Linked DNA regions of Homo sapiens: region 2 is linked to region 1. A link is a contact called in ENCODE Hi-C or POLR2A ChIA-PET data. All regions are on one chromosome and are shown on one strand. The core of a region is the stretch at or near the end of the contact, and the rest is flanking DNA. Distances in the headings are between cores, read along the strand shown.

What was found. Hi-C counts contacts between places; a loop is a spot of excess contacts on that map. ChIA-PET counts read pairs that join two places held with the same protein, here RNA polymerase II (POLR2A). Pooled maps may share reads with other maps.
Region 2: a map of K562 shows a loop between it and region 1 (2.4-fold over the local background). The contact joins two enhancer-like sites. A Hi-C loop is called at or near these places in 4 of 168 maps with a recorded cell type or tissue (K562, heart left ventricle, ovary and 1 more) and 1 of 50 pooled maps. POLR2A ChIA-PET finds 5 or more read pairs at or near these places in 1 of 52 experiments (OCI-LY7).

Annotation. Positions count from the first base shown.
Region 1 is chr6:150,689,298-150,694,620 of GRCh38, reverse strand. The region is part of intron 2 of PLEKHG1 (pleckstrin homology and RhoGEF domain containing G1); the gene reads right to left. Among named protein-coding and RNA genes, the nearest start is that of PLEKHG1, 92 kb to the right of the region's middle. RefSeq lists a silencer at 4,140-4,239. Within about 2 kb of position 3,005, at least 3 of the 41 ENCODE cell types and tissues checked have a DNase peak (open chromatin) inside an H3K27ac peak, as active enhancers do; they include OCI-LY7, where a contact is called at or near this core.
Region 2 is chr6:150,784,944-150,790,266 of GRCh38, reverse strand. PLEKHG1 (pleckstrin homology and RhoGEF domain containing G1) reads right to left here. Exons shown (of 17, transcript NM_001029884.3): 5 at 3,808-3,877. Among named protein-coding and RNA genes, the nearest start is that of MTHFD1L, 78 kb to the left of the region's middle. Within about 2 kb of position 2,051, at least 2 of the 41 ENCODE cell types and tissues checked have a DNase peak (open chromatin) inside an H3K27ac peak, as active enhancers do; they include OCI-LY7, where a contact is called at or near this core.

The DNA.
Region 1 (5,323 bases), core at 1,756-4,255:
TCAAGCAATTCTCCCGCCTCATCCTCCCAAGTAGCTGGGATTACAGGCGCCCACCCCCACACTGGGCTAATTTTTGTATTTTTAGTAGAGACGGGGTTTCACCATGTTGACAAGGCTGGTCTCCAACTCCGGATCTCAGGTGATCCAGCCACCTCGGCCTCCCAAAGTGCTGGGATTATAGCTGTGAGCCGCCGTGCCCAGCCAGGCACTATTTGAAACATTTTCTCTTTAAATTAATTCATTGAAAGCTCACAACAATTCTAAAAGGCAGATATTACTATCATCCCTACTTGAGAAAAATGAGGCACTGAGAGATGAAATAATTTTCAAATTCACACAACTAGTAAGGAGTGAAACTGGCATTTGAACCTAGACAGTCTAAGTCTGGGACTGGAACTCTTACTCTGTATGCTATAATAATTTCCGGTAGCAGAGTCCTGCATGCCAGGACAGGGACAGTCCCCACCTAACAACTAATGGCAGACATAAAACAGAAAATTCTGCCATGTTCATTGGCAAAGGTTCTTATAAACTAGATCCATGCTGCCTGTCTTTGAATGGATCACAGTCAAGGATTCAAAGCCTCCCATGTAAACTCCCAGAAGCATATACAAAGATGAAGATGAGGGAAGCAATAACTATACACAAAGCCTGTACCGACTTGGCTGGGAATGACTTCTAAACTATCACGCGACACAGCTTCCATTCTCTTGAAGCGCTGTTTGCATCTTTTGCCATTTTGCTCTGCCTCTCGAGGTAGTCATGAGGTCCCTGCCTCCTGACCTGGGCCACTCATGACTGTGCATTCCTCTCATAGCCTTGTGCAAAGATTTATGTATGATTTATGCATGATTGGTGCATGATTTATGAACATAACAACATGGGCCATATATGCTTTCCCAAGGGCTGGGTATCGAGCTGGCTCTGGAAGGAGGTGATGGGTGAGGATGTGCTTAGAGCGGGTGAGAAAGCAGCCAAGTGTTGGAGAACAGAGCCAGGCCAGGAGAGACGAAACACATGGGGGAGTGGTTAGCCTGAACCACGGAGCTGTGCTCCAGTGTGACCAAAGAGAGGGTGGTTACTGATGCAGGACCTCAGAGTCTATCCCAGGGAATTCAGAGATTATTCCAAGGGCAATTTGAATCACTGGCTGATCATTCAAAGGGTAGAAGGAAGCTGCTGTGGATTTTGTTTGCTGACACAAGAGCTTCCAAGTCCCAGAGTTAGAATGATCAGAGAGAGAAGCCAAAAGTTGAGAAGCGACTTCCAGGAAGCAGAGAGACACCAAATAAGTCACACATAGGTTTTTTGTTTGTTTGTTTGTTAATTTTTTGAGACAGAGTCCTGCTCTGTCACCCAGGCTGGAGTGCAGTGGCGTGATCTTGGCTCACTGCAACCTCCGCCTCCCAGGTTCAAGTGATTCTCCTGTCTCAGCCTCCCGAGTAGCTGGGACTACAGGTGTGCACCACCACACCCGGCTAATTTTTGTATTTTTAGTAGAGATGGTGTTTCACTACGTTGGCCAGGCTGGTTTCGAACTCCTGACCTCAAGTGATCCAACCGCAGGAACAGTTCCCTGAGGTCTACATATTAAATCCAAGCTCCTTATCTTGACATTTAAGGCCTTCTATGTTCTGACCTGGAACTTCAGCCATATGGACATCTCAACATTCCCCCAAATGTCATTTGCTTTCATTCCTCTGTGCCTTTGCTTATGCTAACGCCTGCCCTTGGATGGCCTTTCTACTGTTTTCTACACAGAGAAATCACCAATGCACTCGCTCTGACAGTGTAACTAATTAATTTCAGTTTGACTTAGTAGAAACTTCATGAGTTAAAAGAGACTGAAAGTGTGACAAAAGCAAGTACTTACTTTCTCTTGGCCTAAATTTCAGAGTTGAAAGTATCCTCAATGGTTTGGAAGGCTCCATTCAAATTCTGCTTACTCTATACTCTCCCTTAAAATTAGCATTTTTTTCCCTCTGATATTCATTTAGTAATTATTTAATTCTGCCTATTCATATTATACTTGCAGCATTTCTTTAAATTTGTCTTCTCTAGATCACATATGCTTTTTTTGAGGTCAAGGACAAGCCTTAGGAAAAATTCTTTTCTTTCCAGCATGCCATTAGTTTTCCACATAGCAGCTGCTCAGTGAATATTTATTGAATCATCAGCCCATGATCATATTATTCTAATTAAAATAAGAGGCTTTTATCAAATGATAATTACATAGTTAATTATGAAGAAATCTGGGAAAAGAGTTGTATTGTTGATCTGAAGTAAACTAAGAGTACAAGAGTCTATTAAATTCCATCAGAAAAGAGTGACAGATACAGTAAATTATTTTAAAGCATTATAGTCATTGCCATTATTTATAAAATGGGTTAATTTTGAGTTTACAAACATAAAATACTTTCAGTACATAAACACAACAAACATTAAGTTGTGATGTGCAATTTCTCTGTCTTTATTTTACTCATGCCTGAAGTTGCTAGGCCTTATATGGGGTGAGGTTAAAAATTCCTCACCCCATATAAAAAGTGACTTCAGTTGGGATTGACAGATGCCTAACCAGGCTTCCTCAAACTGCTCCCAGGCCTAACAAAGGAAATGGGCCATGTCCCAGCGGGACAGGAACCTGGATCCACCCCTGGTCTCTTGTTCCTTCAAGCCTAGGCTGGAAGTGAATGAGGAAACACAGTTTGGGTAGAACTTACAGTGGTTCAGTCATATTCTCTCCAATGGCTCCCCAAAACTTTTCCCAAGTCCTCAGTAAATATTTGGTGATTAACTGATTTTATCATCTGACATTTCTCCTAACATCATTGTTGAAAAAGAAAGTTGGCTGAGATTTACAATGACCCCTTCTCACAAGGTGGGTGGTTGGACTTGGGAAGGAATGAGAACCATTCTATTGATAGAAGAAGAGGCTCTTCCCCAGCTGACATAATGACGGAAATGGTGGTTTAGAAAAAATCTTAAAAATTGCTCAGAGATGATTATAGGCTGTCATTAAGAAATGAGGAAGGAAGGGCTTTCTTTTCGACTACAGGGTGTACAGCTCTACAGACAGAAATTATTATTTTATATTTAGGCCAATGGTAGTCTGTAGGCCTTTGAAATGTAAAAAGCAATAATAACTTAAGTATCTGGTTTGGCTTACAAAGCATCAAGACAGATTACACAGGCCATATATAAAAACCAGGCTCTGTCCTTTATAACATTATTTCACTCATCCCTGAAGTATAACTGAAAATAAATACCTTCCTAAGAGTCTCTTCACACTTAAGTTGTATTTAAATAACTTAAATATAAAAATACCAGTAGATTGAAAAATACTTAAAGGATTTCATGACCAGGTTGGAAGTTCAAGTGTATTAAAAGGAGAGAGAATGAAATAAAAGGGAATTAGAACAGACCATCTCATTAGTCATAAAAAGAAATGAACTTCTGATATGGATAGGTCTTGAAAATACTATACCAAGTGAAATAAGTCAAACAGAAAAGGATAAATATTAGTATTTCAGGTTTCTGAAGTCACTGCTATATTCACTGTGTGCCAACTCTGTGTAGGACAACCGCCATGGTGGATTTAGAGAGTATCAGGCCATGGAGATCTAACTGGGTTCATCATCCAGATGAGGGAGGACTATGGGGAAAGTGAACAATGCATGCGCTGGGTTGCGGAAGAGCAACACAGCCCACATTCCAGTGTTCACAGGAGGCAGGGATCTGTGAGCTGAAGCAGCTTTCCAAAAGCAGGAGAACAGAATTCCTGAAATCACACAGGCACGAAAATAACCGTGATTTCACTCAACAAACCAAATAACTTGTTTGCAACATAAAACGTGCAAATGTTTGTTCCTGATTAGATCTTTGAGAGAGTGAGTGGGGAAATCATCTCCAGTAAAGACATCCTATGATAATTTTCACTCCTAATCCAGAGTTTCATTTTGCACCCTTCCTCTCACATCCTCCACACCTTTTGGAATAGCTGAAGCCCAGGAAGGGCATGTCTTAGTGTGCTGAATGGCAGGCTACTCATACACAAATATATGCATGCTTACTTTATTTGGACAGAAGCACTAGAGAAGTATAGTTACATTTGATATTTGGAGGTGAAAACTATGAACCACTGAAATAAACCTCTATGTTCCGTTTCCTCACTCTAGTGAGGTATGAAAAGCCTTCTTGAAGTAGTAGCAGCTTCTGTTTCGGTTGACTGCTGTCAGTTCCTGAGCCCAGCACCGAGAAACAGTAACGATGTTGGTGGGGCCAAGATGTGGTGCAGTGTATGCTGCTTGGGTGATGGGCGCACCAGGATCCCACACATCTCCACTAAAGAACTTACTCATGTAACCAAATACCACCTGTACCCCCAATTACTTATGGAAAAATAAAATTTAAAAAAATCCAAAATAAAATAAATAACAGTTATGAGTTTAAAGAACCTGTCTCAAGTCACACTGTTGAGCAGCCAGGAGACTCCCATCACCCTCAGTAATAAACACCATCAAAAGGTCACTAAAGGCAGGAACTAGCCATTGTCAGATTTCCTGAGTTCACTTCTGACATGGTACAGTAAAATGCTTATAATATTCAACACATGGCCATTTTATATTTACCAATTCTATGGAGTGGGAAACAATTGCAACTATAAATTTTAATGTCAAAAGAAAATATTATTCCAGAGAATAAAGAACTAAAGCTCAAAGATCATATTACTTCTTCTTCTTCTGTTTTTCTTTTTTTTTTTTTTTTTGAGACAGAGTTTCGCTCTTGTTGCCCAGGCTGGAGTGCAATGGCACAATCTCAGCTCACTGCAACCTCTGCCTCCCGGGTTCAAGTGATTCTCCTGCCTCAGCCTCCTGTGTAGCTGGCATTACAGGCATGTGCCACCATGCACGGCTAATCTTTTGCATTTAGTAGAGACCACCATGTTGGTCAGGCTGGTCTCGAACTCCTGACCTCAGGTGACCCACCCACCTTGGCCTCCCAAAGTGCCGGAATTACAGGCATGAGCCACCATGCCCGGCCAAAATCTGTTTTCTGAAACATAAAAGTAAAACCTTAAGAATCATCCATCTGTCCATCTCAGGATAAATTTGTTAAGTATTTTTTCTATGCCAGGTCCTGGACTAAATGTTAGAGACAAAAAGATTTTTTTAACAAAGATTAACATATGGTTCCTGCCTTTAAAGAACTAACTGAAAAGAAATACCTTCCTAAGAGTCTCTTCACACTTAAGTTATATTTAAATAACTTAAATATAAAAATACCAGTAGGTTGAAAAATACTTAAAGGATTTCATGACCAGGTT
Region 2 (5,323 bases), core at 802-3,301, 97 kb before region 1:
TCACCTGAGGTCAGGAGTTCAAGACCAGCCTGACCAACATGGAGAAACCCCATCTCTACTAAAAAAATAAATACAAAATTAGCCGGGTGTGGTGGCACATGCCTGTAATCCCAGCTACTCGTGGGGGCGGAGGCAGGAGAATTGCTTGAACCTGGGAGGCGGAAGTTGTGGTGAGCCAAGATTGCACCACTGCACCCCAGCCTGGGTGACAAGAGCGAAACTCTGTATCAAGAAGAAAAAAAAATATTTCAATTTCTAGCTTCTCCTGAAGAAGTATAAGACCCACCAGCCCTGGGCCTGCAGTTTCACATGGCAATGACCATCCCCAGGAGACCAGGCAAACACCTCGACTGCTATAGACTCCACCTGGGCCCCTTTGTGCACTTGAGTTCACTTATTGGTTCTTGAAGCCAGCCCTGGCTCCATGGATGAAAATGCCAGAGTGACTTGCCCAAGGTCTGTGAGCAAGTTAATGTACCAAATGGGGACTTTTCTCTGATTGGCTCATACTTTTTGAGTTTCTTGCTTTTTCTTTCCTGCCTCTTGCTATACTCAACCTGGAATAGAACAATATCAAGTTGACTTTCCTTACAATTTTGGACCTGTAGGATCATTTGAAATACAAATTAGAAAACAATGGTTTCAATGAAATTAGGTTGACATTGCATAATATAGTGACTTACTCCTAGCCAGCTATCATAAGACCTCATGACTTCTGCACGATTGAATTTCTGTGCATTTTGTGATATCATGGCTCTATTCCTATTTTAAATTGGAGGGCTGTGATTTAAATCAGTTATATATCTTTAACTGGAATTAAATGCAAGTTTGCCCTTAGGTTTGTGAAGCTCTGTGGACCTTACAAATGATGGTTTCACATAAAAGTCAACAGCTCCTAGTTAGATACCATTAGTTATTAAATATGCCACCCCAAATCGGCTTAGAAGGATTTAAGGGAATGTGTTATACAAATATATATAAATCATAAGAAAAGATATTTCCTTCTAGTTCTTCAAATCTTTCAAATTGTAATCAGAGATGACATAGAAATGAGACATTTAATTATGAAAGAGCCAAAATATGATATAATCAGTGCTGACCAATCAAGCACCTAAGTCTCTCAAATATTTATTGAATAGGTAGCCACAGTAAAGCAATATGTATGATTTTAGGGTTTCTTCTGCCCCAGGGTCCTCCTCTCCCTCTCTGATTCCTGAGAAGTTTTCACTGGACACTACAAGAAAGACTTAATATGTAAACAGCATACGGGTAACTTTGACTTAAATTCACTCTAATCATATGACTATCCAATATCCACACTTCCTTGAGGATAATTTCAGTAAGTGGGTGGTACATGTGCATGCTTGTGTGTGTGCATGTGTGTGTGTGTATGCGTGTGTGTGTGCACACACACTCACTCCCTGGGCTCTAAAAGGAAGAAGGCACCAACAGAGAGAGAGCCACACAACGAGGGAGAGTAGGCAGCTAAGGGGAGGTTGAGGCTCTAAAGACAGACTTTGTCTCCCTCCTAAACGTTGCCCTGGGTCAGCCTTGCTGCCAGTCAAGATGAGAGGTGGATGTGAAGGTGGAGGTAAAGGCAGCAAAGTGAGCCATTCTAGGTGTTTCCAGAGACCTAAAACAGACAAATGTTTACTGGGAGAAGGTTTGGCCTGCCCAGCACGAAACTTTAATTTCTGTCCTTCAGGAGAACTGTGGGTTCATTCTTCCATGAGCATCAGGTAAAAAGCAACCATGTTCTCCATCTGTCGATAAGGACTTCTGTAACCTACACATACCACGACAGTAAGCAAGGTCAAAGATGAATCTCTGTGCAGGCCCCAGTGGTTCAGATAAAAGCAGAAGTCAACTGTCAGCTTCACCTCTTTCATTAACGGCCTCCCAATTAAAGCAATTTTCCATTCCTCCCTAGAGTTGAACAGCTGGTTGTGTTTCAGAAGACGTAACATCTTCTAAATGTCAGGCTGCTGAGTGAAAGGCAGGCAGTGCCTGAGCCCAGCACTCCCTCAGGATTCCCTGTTTCCATGCGAAAGTGCAGAGAGCTCAAGTCAGTCTTCTAATTAAACTTGGCAATATTACAATGAAAAGGAAGATTTGGGAGTTGGCAACGTGGCACATAAACAAACTTTTATGTGAATAATTAAGCGAGAGCTAAGCATACGCTGGAACATCTTTAATCAACTTGTGATTACAGTTACCAGTAAAAGCCCAAACGTTTCCGAAAGCTTCTACGTTGTTTATGTGCTGTGGTTATTCTAACATATCTCCTTTGATATACCCAGCATATCTTTTTAGCCATTTTGCCTTCTTTCATTTTTCTTCTTTTTTTCAAATCCCTGCTCAATTTTGACACAGGCAACTTGTGAAAAGGATTGTATGTGTAAGCTTACACACAGGTAAACGTGTGTGCACACTTTACATGTGAACACACACACACAAAGTCAGGAGAGCCCATGGATTGTGCCTTTACATATAAGCCCATGGATTGTGCCTTTAAGGAACTTTGCTCCAATAAAACCCAGGGTGTTGTGTTTGGAAGCCATCAGGATGCATCTGCCACCATCAGAAATGACCCTGTGGAACAGTCCAGAGCCAGGTCAGACTGGAGCGACATCTCCCAGTTCACACCGGACTCCGCGTGTGCTAATTCCCAGTGGGTCTCAAAGCGCCATCATGAACTTTTATTAAACCTTCGTGCATTTCAAACTACAAATGCAGAAACCACATGAAAGTTTGCTGCAAAACAATTTCTGCTAAAGGCTTTCCAAACAAAAGCGGTTGAATGTTTAAGAGAATTTAAACAAGACAGAAATCTCTATATACTAGGCAGCATGCTGAGAAAGCAATGTAGGAAAGGCCACATTGTAGGAAAGGGTAGGTTTCAGAATTCCATCACCTATTCCACTTCGGAGCACGAGCTCACTGTCATTTAAGCTTTGAAAGTCAAATCCTTTCCTTGTATTTTTCGAAACCACTGATGCAGCTTAAGAAAACAGTGGAAGAGTACATTTTTAAAATGTAGGAGATTAATTCTGCTTCTCTCTATCCCTCAAAAGAAAGATAATTATAGAGACTAGGCTAGTGCCACATATATTATACGTAAAATATTTAGATTCTCTTGGACTTTCACTAAAACTAAACTTTCACTAAACTAAACCAGTTCAGTGGTATTTTATATTTTTCTAACATTCATCTTCTTTTTTTTTTTTTTTTTTTTTGAGACAGAGTCTCACTCTTGTCACCCAGGCTGGAGTGCAATGGCGTTATCTTGGCTCCCACTGCAACCTCCGCCTCCTGGGCTCAAGTGATTCTCCTGCCTCAGCCACCCTAGTAGCTGGGATTACAGGCACACCACCACGCCTGGCTAATTTTTGTGTTTTTAGTAGAGACGGGGTTTCACCATGTTGGCCAGGCTGGTCTCAAACTCCTGACCTCAGATGATCCACTCACCTCGGCTTCCCAAAGTGCTGGGATTATAGGTGTGAGCCACCATGCCCGGCCCATTTTTCTAACATTCTTCTACTCCGGACTCTCCCCTCCCAAGCTTTAAGTTTTTCCCAGCAAAGAGTAACATTATTCAGTTACTGTACAAGTTCTAGAACAACTACTAGATTAGCATCTCCCTGGCTCCAGGAACAATACATTTTTGCTACTCAAACAAAGAAACCAGAGAAAGATTAGTGGCTAACTCTATCTGATATGAAACAAACCAGTCATTTTAACTTTAAAATGAAAAATTCTGTACTCTGTATCTGTCTCAGTTGGCCCAGAAGGATGAACCCTGCTTACCTTGGACACAAAACACTCTGCTATGGCCACAGGATCATTTTCACAGTTTTCCAAATCTTGCAGAAGTTCACTAATAAAAAAATAACAGCCAGGAAGTATTAGATTGTAGTCTTCTGGGTGAGTACATTTTGTATAATTTAAAAGTTTAAACATTTCCATGGCATTTACAAGGAATCATATAATTGGATAACTGAGGATCTGCTGTCATTGTATCCAAGGCTTAGGTAAGGGACTTGCCCAAGGTCATGGTGGAGCAGGGGATTAAACCCAGGTTGAACCCATAACTCTCCCACCAGAGCTAAGCCCTGCCTATCTTTAAGTTTTGCAGACGTTTGTCATCATCTACTTGAATGCTCACCCATGCTCATTCAGACATCAAATAGCTGCCTAGGTACCAGGTACAGTGTACCTGTACTAGGAACACATCAGTGAGCAAAGTAAGACATGGGCTCTCGGAGGTCCCCAACCTTTTTGGCACCAGGGATCAGTTTCGTGGAAGACAACTTTTCCACAGACTGGATTGTGGGGATGGTTTTGGGATGACTCAAGTGCATTACACTTACCATTAGATTCTCATAACCTAGATCCCACGCATGCACAGTTCACAATAGGGTGTGTGCTCCTATGAGAATCTAATGCTGCCACTGATCTGACAGGAGGTGGAGCTCAGCTTCACTTGCTCTCACCTCCTGCTCTGCAGACCAGTTCCTAACAGGTCACAAACTGGTATTGTCTGTGACCTGGGGGTTGGGGACTCCATGGCTCTGGTCTTATGGAGCTTCCAATCCATTGGAAGAGTCAAGCATTCAATGAAAAATCACACTAATGAATACAAAATTATAATAGAGATAGTGCTTTAAAGGAGAGATATGCTGGGAAGGGAAATATCTTTCCTCAAATGTAAATTCATGTTATTTTTTTACTAGGAGTATCATTATTTTAAGTAACAGCATAATACTTCATTGTGTGACTGTACCATAATTGATTCAATGAATCTCACACTGTTGGATAAAATTCTACATATGGAATTGATGGGTCAAAGAACATTCTCAGTGTAAATGTTAACACATTTCTAAATTGCACTCCACATGAGTTATACTAATATACACCTTACTATGCTAAGTATTTATTTTAATGAGTCATATGCTATATATTTAATAAAAAGTGAAGTAGTTCTACAGGAATTATGATAAAAACAAGCAGTTTCTGGTTTTCAGATTCTCATTCTCGATGGGCACTGCCCAGAAGCATTTTTGATTCTTTAGGCTATTTCTGCTCTAAGAAGGTCCATGCTTCTAACCATGCTGATAATGTGTTTTCATTATTTTTCAACTTTAGGTATTATTTACTCTCAGTTTCCTCAAACTTACCCTTCTGTCTTCTCAACTAGTTCTAAGATGTCTCTCTCTCTCTTTTTTTTTTTTTTAATTTTAGAGACAGGGTCTCACTCTGTCAACCAGGCAGGTCTTCCTGGGCTCAAGTGATCTTTCTGAAGCGCTGGGTAGTGTGAGCAACC